Regions from separate parts of the Homo sapiens genome. Here region 1 is linked to region 2. The links are chromatin loops, found by intact Hi-C in ENCODE. Cell type or tissue: mammary epithelial cell. All regions are shown on one strand.

Evidence for each region. A loop is a pair of places that touch in the nucleus more often than their neighbours do. Peaks named below come from ENCODE experiments on the same cell type or tissue, not always from the same donor. Only the 100,000 strongest peaks of a DNase experiment are listed, where the experiment ranks them.
Region 1: a loop joins it to region 2, with 17 times the contacts of the local background. A loop is called at or near these places in 48 of 110 quality-filtered maps.

The regions. Positions count from the first base shown.
Region 1 is chr15:39,975,465-39,977,964 of GRCh38, forward strand. EIF2AK4 (eukaryotic translation initiation factor 2 alpha kinase 4) reads left to right here. Exons shown (of 39, transcript NM_001013703.4): 12 at 950-1,380. Among named protein-coding and RNA genes, the nearest start is that of EIF2AK4, 43 kb to the left of the region's middle. In mammary epithelial cell, a CTCF peak has its summit at 1,418; no DNase peak of the experiment used is centred here; H3K4me3 peaks cover 564 bases; H3K27ac peaks cover 473 bases.
Region 2 is chr15:39,785,115-39,787,614 of GRCh38, forward strand. It overlaps LOC105370941 (a long non-coding RNA gene), which reads left to right. Exons shown (of 1, transcript NR_135665.1): 1 at 1-503. Among named protein-coding and RNA genes, the nearest start is that of FSIP1, 3.5 kb to the left of the region's middle. In mammary epithelial cell, a CTCF peak has its summit at 1,545 (motif pointing right); no DNase peak of the experiment used is centred here.

The DNA of each region.
Region 1 (2,500 bases), 190 kb after region 2:
TCTCCTGCCACCCATGGCCACATGGCATTTGCTTTTCTAGAGTATATCATCACCTCAGTTGACCTGCACGGATGTGACTACAAGGTTTCAGTGAATAAGACTCTGTAAAAGTTACTTCAGTCACCCCAATTACATAGTGAAACTGCCTGGCATAAGGATGCCTCTATGTAGGATGGGAGGACTTGCCTTTGCAACGTTTTCTTGCTTTCTTATTATTTTACTGTGTTGTTAATTGTATTGTTCTGGTTTCAGTATACATCATCTTAGGTATATAACAAAATCAATGGGCAGTGATTGTGTTAATAGCAATTGCTGTTATTGACTAAGCTAAGCACCTTTCTCTGTGAGGCCTTGATACAAGTGCTTTACAGTCACCATTTGGGGTAGTGGAAATGGTATAAATGCCATTTTAAAGATAAGAAAATTGAGTCTCAAGGAAATTAAGTAATTTTCCCAAGTTCACACGGCTTTAGAAATCAAGGAATTAACCTTTGTGTTCAGGTCTGTTAATATTTTTGGTGTTTAATTTGTTTTTAGTGACTTTAAGTGTAAAAAAAAATCAGAGAGAAACTAAAATCATCTGAAACTTTACACTGACTTTAGAAAATAATTTTTAATCTTAAAATCAAGACACTTAGAAATTTAGATAGCAGATACATTGGAAAAGCAGGGAGGTAACTGTCAGTAAAATTAATTATTAAAATGGAGATTATGTTTTCCCCAGGGTCTCCCAGCAAGCTAAATATATCTAGAGTCGGGTGGGCTGTTTTCTGAATTTTGTGGCAGTCAAAGCTTTCTTCAGTTTAAGAATTTCAGGCATGTGGTTCTTGACTGTAGCTGTGGGACTCATTTAGAACTTCACGCTTTCCTTGGGAGGGGATGGGGTGCGGTGCAAATGCCTGTTTGTGCAAGGCTCCGAGCGGCTGACCTTCCCCTGGCTGTGCCGCAGGTGCAGAACAAGTTGGACGGCTGCTGCTACGCAGTGAAGCGCATCCCCATCAACCCGGCCAGCCGGCAGTTCCGCAGGATCAAGGGCGAAGTGACACTGCTGTCACGGCTGCACCATGAGAACATTGTGCGCTACTACAACGCCTGGATCGAGCGGCACGAGCGGCCGGCGGGACCGGGGACGCCGCCCCCGGACTCCGGGCCCCTGGCCAAGGATGACCGAGCTGCACGCGGGCAGCCGGCGAGCGACACAGACGGCCTGGACAGCGTAGAGGCCGCCGCGCCGCCACCCATCCTCAGCAGCTCGGTGGAGTGGAGCACTTCGGGCGAGCGCTCGGCCAGTGCCCGTTTCCCCGCCACCGGCCCGGGCTCCAGCGATGACGAGGACGACGACGAGGACGAGCACGGTGGCGTCTTCTCCCAGTCCTTCCTGTAAGCGCACGGCGCGGACCAGCTGCCTCTGATGCGCCCCCTAGTTTCCTTTCTTTATTTTTTTTTCCTTTTTCCTTTCATTTCCTTCCTTCCTTCTTTCCTTCTTTTCTTTCTTTCCTTTTTTGAGATAGGGTCTTGCTCTGTCACCCAGGCTGGAGGTCAGTGGCGCGTCCTTGGCTGCAACATCCGCCTCCCGGGCCAGCGAATGCCCCCCAACATTAATCCCCACCAAGTCCAAGCCAGGGAAAAGGGGATTCATTTAGAAATCCAGACGTGTTGACCATGTTTAAAAACAAAAACAAAAACAAAACAAAACCACCACTTTTAGAGAGTAACCAAATGCAATCTAAAGGAGCGGTCCCCAGCGTTTTTAGGCACCAGGGACTGGTTTCATAGAAGACAATTTTTCCACAGACGGGTGTTAGGGAAATAGTTTCGGGATGAAACTGTTCCACCTTACATCATCAGGCATTAGAGTCTCATAATGACTGCTGAAAAAGCGCACAACCTGGATCCCTCGTGTGCACAGTTCACAATAGTGTTTGCGCTCCTATGAGAATCTAATGCGGCTGCTGATCTGACAGGAGGTGGAGCTCAGGCCTTAATGCTTGCTCACCTCCGGCTGTGCGGCCCTAACAGGCAGTGGACCTGTACCTGTCCATGGCCTGGAGGTTTGGGACCCCTAATCTAAAGGATTTTTTTTCCCGCTATTTTCAAAAGATCTCCAAAATCCAAGCCATGGAAAAAGGAAAATTCAATACCTCATCTTATACATTGAATAGAATTTCTCATAGGACATTCCTTTGGATAAGGGCTTGCAACCCTGTGAAACATTTAAGAACTAATTTGGAGTCTTGATACAGTGCCAACTGCAGCCCCCAAAGGTACCAAACCAATAATTATGATCCTAAATTTTATGCTTCTCAGAATCCACCCTGGATGTTTACTTTCATGATTTTGTTTTATTTTATCCAAGTGGATACAGTTTATGATTACTCTTCACTATTAAATTTTTTGAGGAAACTTAATCTGGCTAATTTTTATTAAATCAAGGGTTCTGTGTTTTGCATAATAGCAAGTACAAATCAGCACAGTGTAGAGTATACATTGATGCCTGTGG
Region 2 (2,500 bases):
AACTGCACAGAGCATTAGAATCACCTGGGGAGACTTCATAAACTACACAACCAGGGGTGTACCTGAGATCAAATGAATCTAGGCCTTCTCAACTTTAATGTGCAGACAAATCACCGAGGAATCTTGTTAAAAATGCTGATTCAAAAAAAAAAATGTTGATTCAGTATCAGGTGAGACCTGAGACTAACAGGCTCCTAGATGATGCCAATGCTCCCCGTCCACCGACCGCTGTTTACCTAGCGGCAAGACGAGATCATTGCCAAGTGCCTGCACGGTTCTCATACACCATAAACGAAGGCCATTCTTTCCAGTTTTTAATTTGGTGACTAATAGTGTCCACTAAGAAAACAATACCTTCCCAATTTCTCGGGGGGGGAAGGGGCTGAACTAAGAAAAAGCGGACCTATGATTACTGCTGTTTTCATTTTTTTAACTGTTGTTTTTAAAATGCAACATAAGATGCATATAAAGCAAGTGAAAATAAAATTCGGGTTCCACGTAAACTTTGTGTCTCTTCACTGTTTGTAACCTTTCCAGACTAAGTCCCTATTGACTATATTTGCATAAAACTATTTATCTCATTTTGAATTGTTTTGTCTCTGTGTCACTCTCACGTGTTTATTTACCTCCTGCTGCTTCCATTTTGTAAACTGCCGAGAGGCTGTGTGTGCCTTAAGGGCCAGCTTTAATAAATTGCATTTGTTGTGTATTTGTTTTTAATTTCCCCAGATACTTCTGTGTCAGCTATTGCAGGTGACACCCTCAAAACAGCACGGGGATATAAGTCCGAGAGCACCAAATGTCTATACTGTGTTTTCTGCAGTTCCATTTTCAAAAATCGCAAACACATCCTGGAAAGTGTTGTGCCCTTCAAAGTCATTCATAAAAATTTCTTCTAGAGTCAAGATATTTGAAGCTAAAATTTCCCTGGTCTCATTCCAGGTTGGTGACATATGGCAGTGGCAGTGTTAGTTTCGGAGTTAGCTTTTGTTTTTGTTTGCAGTCTCTCCCTACTCTTGACATCCTCCTTCCGAGTGGAGTCAGATTTGAATGAATGAAAGCGAGCAAGAGCATTGTTTGCCATCTGGGCACCAACTACCATTTCAGCCTTGTTGCCCCGGTTGCCCTTTCCTCACCATAAACTTCAACCGAATGTAACAATATGGTAGGAGAGGGATCTCATTAAGCCTCATATCGTAGATTCTACACACTGGATTTTGTGTATAATAGCCATTCCTACTGGAGAGCAGATAATAGTGTTTACCACTGGATAGTTCCCATGTCCTGTGAATCTATGCTTAGTGTTATTGAAAAACTGCATTTACAAAGTGTTTCAGACTTGCCTTCCAAGCATCATTTCACTTCATTCATAACATTCTATGAGTCGGCACTAGTATTACCTGGATTTAGAGTTGAGAAGCAGAGCACCTAAAGGGTAAGTAATTGTCCCAAGGTCGTTGGGGAACTAACTGGCACCGGGATTCCAACCTAGGTTCCAAAGCCTGCCCTCCATCTCCTCAGGGGTCCGAATTCTAGAAGAGGAGATATTTGTGTCCACTAGATGGTGCTGATTGTCCTCTTAAAAAAAAAAATTGGCAGCCACTTTCAGAAACACGTTCCTTTGGATTTTAGGTGTAATTCAAGAAACCACTGAACTGAAGTATCTTGTATGTCTGAATTGTGCCTGGATGCATCTTTAAATAGCCACCCAAATAGGAAAAGTGAAAATTTGATCTCAAAAAAACTGCATTTTTTAAAATGTTAGTACCTATAAATAATATCAAAAAACCATGGTGACTTTGAGACTCTGAAAATTCTCATACATCTGTATTTACATTAAATCAGTAGACTTAAGAAGAAATACATGTTTTATTCCATGTACCCCTTTTATACCAACTGTACTCCCTCCAGCATCTCCCAATCCTGCTTGGCCACAATGCCATCCATGCCAGCAAGGGTCATGAACAGGGAAGTAAATAAAGCCTGAAAAAAACAACAATCAGATTCTGGAACAGGTAACACTTTTTTCTTTTTCTTTTTTTTTTTTTTTTTTGAGATAAAGTCATGCTCTTTCACCCAGGCTGGAGTGCAGTAGCACAATGATCATGGCTCACTGCAGCCTCAACTTCCCAGGTTCAAGCAACCTCCCACCTCAGCCTCATGAGTAGCTGGGACTACAGGCATGCAACACCATGCCCGGTTGAATTTTTTTTTTTTTTTTTGTAGAGGTGAGGTCTCCCTATGTTGCCCAGGCTTAATGCTATTATTATTGAAAGTAAAATACATGTTAAGTATATGTTTCATATGTGCTTAGTACCTTATTTTAGTACATTTTTTAGAACTTAAAAGCTGTGAAATAAACCCGATTCAAATGGGTTGTCAGATTTTGTTGTTGAGAAGGATCAGTTCAGGTGTTATTTAAAATATTGATTCTAGTCCCTATTACATGATTCAGTGGGTCTGGAATGCAGACCAGGAATCTGCATTTTTAACAAGTCCC